Linked DNA regions of Homo sapiens: region 2 is linked to region 1. Evidence: chromatin loops called from intact Hi-C (ENCODE). Cell type or tissue: tibial artery. All regions are shown on one strand. Region 1 overlaps PLPP1 (phospholipid phosphatase 1). Region 2 overlaps PLPP1 (phospholipid phosphatase 1).

What was found. A loop is a pair of places that touch in the nucleus more often than their neighbours do. Peaks named below come from ENCODE experiments on the same cell type or tissue, not always from the same donor. Only the 100,000 strongest peaks of a DNase experiment are listed, where the experiment ranks them.
Region 2: a loop joins it to region 1, with 2.4 times the contacts of the local background. A loop is called at or near these places in 5 of 110 quality-filtered maps.

The regions. Positions count from the first base shown.
Region 1 is chr5:55,512,919-55,517,918 of GRCh38, forward strand. All of the region lies in intron 1 of PLPP1 (phospholipid phosphatase 1), which reads right to left. Among named protein-coding and RNA genes, the nearest start is that of MIR5687, 6.5 kb to the left of the region's middle. In tibial artery, no CTCF peak of the experiment used is centred here; no DNase peak of the experiment used is centred here.
Region 2 is chr5:55,452,094-55,457,093 of GRCh38, forward strand. All of the region lies in intron 3 of PLPP1 (phospholipid phosphatase 1), which reads right to left. Among named protein-coding and RNA genes, the nearest start is that of MIR5687, 54 kb to the right of the region's middle. In tibial artery, no CTCF peak of the experiment used is centred here; no DNase peak of the experiment used is centred here; H3K27ac peaks cover 1,469 bases.

The DNA of each region.
Region 1 (5,000 bases):
GGCAGGATAGTGAATCAAGGAGAAGGTTCCCCTTTGAAGTATAGTTTCTACAGAGTTTATTAAGTCTTTAAAGAACTTGTGACCTGTAGAGTTTTGTCCGGGTATTATTTAAGCTTGTAAAGCAAAGCATCCTATATTCAGGTGAGAACACGTGGTTAACTTATTTCTCTCTTTGAACCAACAATGAGATTTCTAGTCTTAGCAATTCTACCCACAAAATTCCCTTAACCAATGAAGTCTCCCTTATTAGTAACTGGGAAAGAAATAATTTCTCCTATTTCATAGTAAGGCCCATATTCCAAAGAATATCAAGTATGTGTTTACTATAGTATTACTACTATAATGACTCCTTTTTTTTTAAGACAGAGTCTTGCTTTGTCACCCATGCTGGAGGTACAGTGGCATGATCTCAGCTAACTGCAACCTCTGCCTCCAGGGTTCAAGCGATTCTCCTGCCTCAGCTTCCAGGGTATCTGGGACTACAGGCAGGTACCACCACACCTGGCTAATTTTTGTATTTTTTTTCTTTTTTTAGTAGAGACAGGGTTTCACCATGTTGTCCAGGCTGGTCTCGAACTCCTAACCCCAGGTGATCCGCCCGCCTTGGCCTCCCAAAGTGCTGGGATTACAGGCATGAGCCACTGCGCCCGGCCTATATTAACTCTTGAAGAAAGCTGGCAAATTCTAATGCTCTTATAAAAATTCTAGGGTAATCAACTTCCGTAAAGGTTCATACATAGGCTAGGAGTGGTGGCTAATGCCTGTAATCCTAGCACTTTGGGAGGCAGAGGTGAGAGGATCTCCTGAGCCCAGCCTGGACAACACAGTGAGACCAGGACTCGACAAAAATTTTAAAAATTAGCCAAGCATGGCAGTGCACATCTGTGGTTCCAGCTACTCAGGAGGCTGAAGTGTGAGGAATGCTTAAACATAGGAGGTCAAGGCTACAGTGAGCCATGTTTGTGCCACTGCACTTCAGCCTGGGAGACAGATGTTGTGTAGGGTGGGGATTGAGAGCACATTTTAACACCTTTAAGGAGACTGCTTTAGCAATCAAACTTACGGAAATCAGACTGACTTCATTTCAGTCATTTTGGTATACAATTAGTTATCTCAGTGTTCAAAATATGTGTAGAAAAAAAATTCGAAAATCAAAAATACAAACAAAAAATTTTAAATGGCCAGGCACATGGCTCATGCCTATAATCCCAGCACTTTGGTAGGCCAAGGCAGGCAGATTGCTTGAGCCCAGGAGTGCAAGACCTGCCTAGACAACATAACAAAACCCCATCTCTACAAAAGAAACAAGTATAAAAATTAGTCAGCTGTGGTGGCATGCACCTGTAATCCCAGCTACTCAGGAGGCTGAGGTGGGAGGATCAAATTGAGCCCTGGAGGTCAAGGCTGCAGTTAGCTGTGATCACACCACTGCACTCCACCCTGAACAACAGAGTGAGGAAGACCTGGTCTCAAAAAAAAAAAAAAATTAAACAACCAAATAAAATCCAGACCTGACACCTCAGCTGGTTTTGAAAGTTCATATCCCCCCACCATAAAAAAAATTTTAAATCTTAAAAGTATTTATGTGGGTCCATCACATCTAGTTTGAAGTTATGCCAAATGGCAATGGCCCAGAAACTAAAATAAAGTTATACTAAGGTGTGTCTCAGAAGGAAAACATAAAAACTCTTACTCTGGCAGGAAGTTACCAAATTGGCATATCTAAATTAGTAAGCTTTGTTTAAAACACACACGCTTTTTTTTTAAAGGCACACAAATATAAGGCATACATGCCAAAAACGACTGGCAAAATACTTATTTATTGGTTATTATTGCAGTAGCAAATAATATTTCCATTTCCCCAGAAATGTATGCTTGTATCACTCAAGTTATTTTACACAAAAGATAAGATGAAGAAGGAAGGATTCCCACAAATGATTCCTTTGAGGCTAAGAGCAAACTTATAATGCTGAAACTACACAATAAACAACTGTTACCATGAGAAGCAAGAAAACAGGTAGACATCAGCTTATTGAGTGCCTACTAAATACCTGCTACTTTATATACACAGATTGTCATTTAATCCTAACAAATCCGTGACGTAGACAGTATTCGCTCCATTATACAAATGAAGAAATTGAAGCTCTTTAGGACTAAATAATCAACTGTGCGACCTAACACAAGAAAATAGCAAAGCAGTATTACCAGGCTCCAATCCCAGACTCTTTCCGCTATACTTGGTGATAGTTAGAAAACAATATATCAAATTCTCAGCAATGAGGGTTCTGTAAGGGTGGTCAACGATTCCTATACCATTGTTCTAAAAATGACATTTCTCCTTCTGGCAAGATTCTTCTTCCTTCATCTGGCACATCATAGGAAACACAAAAAACTATGATCCCAGACTATTCATGTTTCAGCTGATATCCCTAACAGGTCCTCCTCCTATCCTCCTCAGAGATGATCCTGCTAGCCTGTGCTTGTTATTTTCTAAAGGAGGTTCATGTTGCACATGTATTCACTCAGCCAATATTTGAGTGTCTTCTCCCTTAAGCTACCACATTCTCCCTTCTTCCTCAATCCAACTTTTTCAAAGAATAATCTATACCCAGCAATATCCATCTCTTTCAGCTTCCAACTCACCACTGAAATGGCTTTACATAAGGTTATAAATGATCTTTGTGTAACTAAACCCAATGGACACTCTCCAGTCTTTATCTTGTTTGACCCTTCAGAACAAAGTAGATCGTTACCACTCTCTCCACTTGGCTTCCCAGAAACACTCTCCTAGCTTTTAAGGAATTGCTTCTCAGTCTTGGTGGTCTTAATTCCCTCCAACCAATCTGAAAAGTCAGTGTTTCTCAAAGCTCAGTATAAAGTCTTCTTCCTTTTCATTTTATAACTTCTTCCTGAAATTTCATCAATTCTCATGGCTTCAATTACCACGAATATGCCAACGATTCTCAAAAGTCTGACCATTCCTCTGAGCTCTAGAACCATTATCCAAACAAGAACTTGGTACTTCCACTTAAATATTTCAAAAACATCTTAAACTTACATGCCCCAAACCAAACGATCTCCTCCCCATCCCCCTTCCTATCAAACCAGGTTCTCATCTAGCACACTCCACCTCAGTAACTGGCAGGAACCAACATCTGTTCAATTATACAAGCCAGAAGCTTCAGAACTATTCTTGACATTTCTCTCTCTCCTACCCTACACCTTCAACATGTCACCAAGACAGGTATCCTTTACTTCCCAAATACCTCTGAAATGTATCTACTTTTCTCCATTTCTACCACCATCACCACCACCTCTTTAGTCTCACTGCCTGCCTCACTTGGACTGTTACAGCAGCTTCCTAACTGATCTCCCTAAATCCATTATTTCTTAGCTCTAATCTATCATTCTACCCTGCAGCCAAAGTAATCATTTTTAAAAGCTACCTCATCCTCCTTTTTTTTAGACCCCTTATTATAAACTATCATAGCACCCATACTTCTCCTTCACAATACTTATTGGTTCATTTTTCATATTTATTTGTATGATTACTTGTATCTCTATTACCTAAGACAGTGCTTGGCACACAGTATATGAGCAACAGACATTTGTGGAATAAACAAATGCCCACTATGTAACGGTGACTGGGCCACATGCCAAGGAGAACATACAGATTAAGACACAGTCCTTTTCAGATAAACTAAAGCTGTGAACTCAGGTGAGTTACCCAAGCAACAGGTGACAGAACTGAGATTCAAACTCAGACCTGTATGCTTCCAATGTCCATACTCAAACTTTATGTATCCCATGAACACAAAAGAATTCTGCAAAATATCTACATATTAGTAAAAATGAATGGAAATTTGTTTCGTGTCTTAATAAAATACAAAATCTGCAGTTGAAATTGCAAGGTAAGAATCATCCTAGCATTCTAAGCTCTTTTAAAAGGTACAACACTGTTTCCCTGTTATTTTGGGTAATTATAGCTTACATAAACATAATGGTAGCCCATTCAAATAGTATCCATTTACATTCTTTATTGCAGAAAGTATTAATATGTCTTTATCTCATATAATTCACTAAAGTCTCCTATAATTCACTATAAGTCAGATAATTCACTAAAATATGTCTATGGCTAGCCTCATAGCAACTATAACACTTCTGCTACAATTCTATTTGACAGTCCAAAATTTCAAACTCCTCTGCTTTTACTACAACTTTAATTTACAAAATATTCAACCAAATTATGCTATCTTTCAAATCAAATATTTCTTTTTTTACTTTTTTCAAGACCCTATCTCACTCTGTCGCCCAGGCTAGAGTATAGTGGTGCAATCACAGCTCATTGCAGCCTTGACCTTCCCAGGCTCAGGTGATCCACCTCAACCCCCAAGTTAGCTGGGGACTACAGGCCTGCACCACCAAGCCCAGTTAATTTTGTTTTGTTTTGTTTTTTTGGGTAGAAACAAGGTTTTGCCATGTTGCCCAGGCTGGTCTTGAACTCCTGGGCTCAAGCGACCTGCCCACCCCTGCCTCCCAAAGTGCTGGGAATACAGGTGTGAGCTACAACACCAGGCCCAATTTTCATCCTTAATCATGAAACATGTGAGGATATGAAATAAGAGCAACCACCACAAAGCTCTTCAAGTGAGTTGCTCCTTTTTCTAGCAAATCTAGAATACGGACCTAATTAATTGACCAACCTAAAGAGCAAATTCCCTACTTCAGGCAATGTAAATCACTATCAATGTGATTCTAGACTTAATCCAACTGAAAATAAAATCTCTACCACAATCTCTTTACGGGACAGCAAACTCTGGCCTTCCAAAGCATGTCCTCATGATTAATCCTCCTTCCTCTCAAAAAAGCCTCATTCTCTTCAGAAGTGCTCCTGAAAGGCAAAAACAGAGCTACCAGCAATATCTACTTTTTTCTTTTTTGTTGTTGAGACATTGTTTCACTCTAGCTGCCCAGGCTGGAGTGCAGTGGCGCAATCTCAG
Region 2 (5,000 bases), 61 kb before region 1:
CCCCAACAGCTCCAGAACCATCACTTGCCAACAAACTACTTGATATAGTTTGGATGGGCATCCCCTCTAAATCTCATGTTGAAATGTGATCCCCAATGTTGGAGGTGGGGCCTAGCGGGAGGTATTGGATCACTGGAATGGATCCCTCATGAATGGTTTAGTGCCATCCCCTTGGTGATGAGTGAGTTCTCACTCAGTTCACATGAGATCTGGTTGTTTAAAAGAGTCTGGGACCTTCTCTTTCCCTGTCGCTCATGTGCCATGTGGTATGCCTGTTTCCTCCTTCACCTTCCACCATGACTGTAAACTTCCTGAGGCCCTCACCAGAAGCCAAGCAGATGTTGGTGCCATGCTTACACAGCCTATAGAACCATAAGCCAAAATAAACCTCATTTATTAATTACCCAGTCTCAGATATTCCTTTATAGCAATGCAAAACAGTGTAATACACTACTTACAGTTCCCAACATATCTGTTCCATGTTGTTTATTCAACACCTTTGCCTGAAATCAGCTCCACACCTCTCTTTGGTAATTATTACTTAAGAGTCAATTCAGCCCCTGTTTCCTCCAAGAAACCTTTCCTAAAAATCTAGATTGAATTTATGGATCACCCTTTCTCTGAAGAGCACTCAATTAACATATCAATCATAGCCCAACCTGTTATGTTAAAATCATCTGTTACTGAACCTTCTTCCCCAATTACATCAAAAGCTGGGCAGGCTGGGTAGAATAAGATGTTTTAAATAGGTTTGACAGTATATTTTTAGTTGCATAAGATATGTTAATTATTTTTAAAAATCAGAAGGTACACCAAAACAAAAGAAAAATTACTGGCAAACTCCCATCCTCCCTGATTGAGATCACATCTTAATTCATGTCATACTCTTAACACCCTGCAGCATTATCGAACATAGAGTAGGTATTCAATGTGGTTTTTTTCCTTTTTTGCTAAAGTAGAATCTAAACTATTGAGTAATAAAGTTTTATTTAATTATCCAAGATAATCCTTACACTTTTCAAATTTAAATGTCATAAACAATTTCACCTTCTCTCCCACCCACATGCATCGAGTATCAGTTTAAATGGCTTCACAAGAAGTATACTTTAACAACTTATGTTTTGACAGTTATAAAAATACATTAATAAAACTAAGGAATATACTTTATCATGTAATTAAATGCTATATACTAATAAATTACATCAAGCCACTAAGTTATCTAATTTAGACACCTTACTGCCTGATGTATTTTCCCCTTTCAGTGATTAGAAATTTGGACTTCCTCATCAAAACCGAGGAGCATTAGGAAGTCCAGTTTAACTTCCCTCTCTTGTCATTCTTTTGTCAGAAATCTTGGGCAGTGTCAAAGAACATTAGCTTAAACAAGCAGAACTTAATGCATCTTCCCCAACACATCTGGCAAGTATTGGAATAATGTGTGCAAAATGCCTCAAATTTCTTTTTCCATTATGGTCAAAGGCAGTCAGATTAACTGAGTAAATAATATTCATAATGATTAAATACAGATGTATCCTGTTATAAATTTTTTAAAATTCAAGTCTTAGGCCGGATACCGTTGGCTCCCACCTGTAATCCTAGCAATTTGGGAGGCCAAGGCTGGAGGATCACCTGAGTTCAGGAGTTTGAGAACAACCTGTCCAACATGGTGAAACCCCATTTCTACTAAAAATACAAAAATTAGCCGGGTGCAGTGGCACACACCTATGATCCCAGCTTCTCAGGAGGCTGAGGCAGGAGAATCGCTTGAACCCAGGAGGTGGAAGTTGCAGTGAGCTGAGATCATGCCACTGCACTCCACTCTGGCCAACAGAGCAAGACTCTGTCTCAAAAAAAAAGAAAATTCAAGTCTTAAAAACATGCTCAAAACAAACGTAAGCAGCACAATAACAAACCACAAACCATAAGAAGAAAGGACTTAGGGGCTGTCTGAATTCTATTTCCCACTGCCTATGTGAAGATTTTCTCAATTTTTACAGGAGTATTTCTGTTCTTCCAGAAACCAAAAGTCTTCCAAATTGCCCATCTTCACATGCAAAAGTTTATAAACATTACCCCAGAAGCAAAACATTGCTTCTGAGTTGCAATATATTATGTAAGAAAAAATAATTGATTAACATAATATAAACATAAAAGTTAGCCAATCCTATATCTCCCTCCTATATCTCCCAAGTTTATTATATAAACGAACAGTACTGTTATTAGATAATATTATCTAATGTCTCTGCAAACCTCATTCTCCCAGAAGAGTGGCATTAGAAATTCTGTATCAACAAAAGCTTTTTCTGTCTGTCTGCTCAATAGAGAATGACATCACAGGAAATCAAGATCCAGACAGGTCAATAGGTTACTGGTCAGTAAATTAGCTGGTCCAGGCGAAGCTGGGGCCATTTTGGTACAGCAAATTTCTGTACTCCTCAGGGGCTATTATTGGTTTTCTTACTCACATATTCCCTGGAGACTAAGTAGCACTGCTTTTTGCCTACAAGCCTAAATTGTCAGGTACTGACATTAAGAACAGGGAAGCTGGAAAGAGGTACTGATCTTTAAGTCACATTCCTGTTAAATACAATAATAATATCCTCTCACAAAGTGAAGGATCTTTTTAAATCATCCCCTTCTTCATTTCATATGTTGCTATTCCTACACAGGTATATGATTTAAAAAGCTGTCTAGTTACTGACATACATATGCATGAGAAATACAAGCCTTAACAAATGAATCCTTTAGCATCATAAATGCTTACCCAGTAATGTCTACAATTAGACCATATTCTTCTTCAGCCATTTTCTCAAAATGTAAAGCCAGTTGTACTAGGTACGTAAGTACCACACCCAGCCAGTCTAGTTATAATGAGTTTTCCTATGATAGAAGGCATTTCCTCAAACTTCAGCTTTATTTTATCTGCATGTGGGTTGCATTTAAGAAAGGAAATTTATTTCTCACATTCAATCATATATACTGCAAGTAAGCATCTGAAGAATACAAGGCTTCCATAATCCAAACAAAAATAATTTTGTATTTAAATCTGATTCATACAGCCAGAGATCAGTTACTCAGAATGGATCAGAAACACTGGGCCTGTGCTAAAACATACACAATTTAAATAAAAGCCAGAAAAAAAGAAAAAAAAAGCAAATCTCTTCAAGCAGCCAATAGTTTCCATACTGTACTATCACAAATAGACCAGCTAGGCCGGGCACGGCACAGTGGCTCACACCTGTAATCCCGGCACTGTAGGACACCGAGGCAGGCAGAACGCTTGAGCCCAGGTGTTTAAGACCAACCTGGGAAACATGGTGAAACCCTGTCTCTACAAAAAAAATACAAAAATTAGCCAAGCATGGTGGCTACACCAACAGCACCTATAGGTGCCAACAAGCACCTATAGTCCCAGCTGCTCGGGAGGCTGAAATGGGAGATTGGTTGCACCCGGGAGGTCAAGGCTGTAGTGCGCTGTGATCGTACCACTGCACTCCAGGCCAGGCTACAGAGCAAGACCCTGTCTTAATTTTTTAAAAATAACAAATAGACTAGCTAGCTGTGTATGCCCTTAAATTCATCCTAACGGTAAATATAAACCCTTGTATCCTGAAGTAGATGTCATCCAAGGTCATGTTTTCATAATCCAGGTAATCTAAAGTAGTAGTTCTCAAGCTGTGGTGCCAAGATCAAGAGCAGCATCTGAAACTTGTTAGAAGAAATACAAATTCTCAAGCCCCATGCTAAATCTTCTCAATCAGGCACTTGAGGTTGTGGCCCAGCAAATCTGTGTTTTAATAAACCCTCCAGATAACTCTAATGAACCATTAAAATTTAAGGGCCATGGATCTAAAGAGAATCTTGGCCTGGGAAGGGAGCTACAGATGTGAACTACCTGGGCTCATTAGCTTTTTTTTTCCCCAGAAAATCTTAGAGGAATGGTATTCTCATTGGCATTAATAATGGCAGTCCTAGATAACTGGATGTTCTAATATTGCAAGTATATAGCCCCTTTTAATTTACAGTAAATTCTCATATATTAATTCTAAATTATGAACTCTAGATATTAAAATTAATAAGTATTCTATTAAAGTCCACTTATGCTCTTAGTTCTATGTTTAGGACCTAATGGTCACTACAACTGAAGTCCAGTAAAAGGTTTATAATAGCAGTAATAGCAGACAGAGCGCAAAAGTGTGCTACGTGCAAGAGAGAGAATGGCGGGGAGAAAAGAGAGTCAATGGGAAAAAATCAAGATCAAAAACCAAAATTGTAGGAGGATATTCTCATCCTTACATGTAACTCTGACTCATTTATACAGTCAACAAAAATGACTCATTATGGGTGCTTATGTTCCTTTCTCCCCAATGTCAAGCATCATAATTTTATAATTAAAAGCTTATATGGTGGCAGGCTGTAGAGATACATAAGTTAAAAGAGCAGATTACACTATAATCCTAAAAAACTATAGACAATATTTAGACTGGATTTTTTGCATTTTTAGCTTTCTGACTTTCAAAATTCAAGAGAAAAATAATAGGAAAGTATGTATCCAGCCAAACTACACTCCACAATAGAACAGCAATGCATACCCACAGTTATGTACCACTATTATACAGCTCTGAAATTGGCAACAACTGACTCATTCTGGAAAGACAGATGGAAATTACATTTTTCTAGGAAGATACAAAGTCTTTCTAAAACTTTTTCTATATTTGATTTTCCTTGCTCCTTGCTTCAGAACCCCAAAGCTTACTAAGGGAGCTTATCTTAAAAGCTATAAACAGGCCTGGTGCAGTGGCTCACGCCTATAATCCCAGCACTTTGGGAGGCTAAGGTGGGCAGATCATGAGGTCAGGAGTTTGAGACCAGCCTGGCCAACATGGTGAAACCCCGTCTCTACTACAAATACAAAAATTACCCGGGGAGGGTGGTGCAGGCCTGTAATCCTAGCTACTCTGCAGGCTGAGGCAGGAGAACCGCTTGAGCTTGGGAGGCAG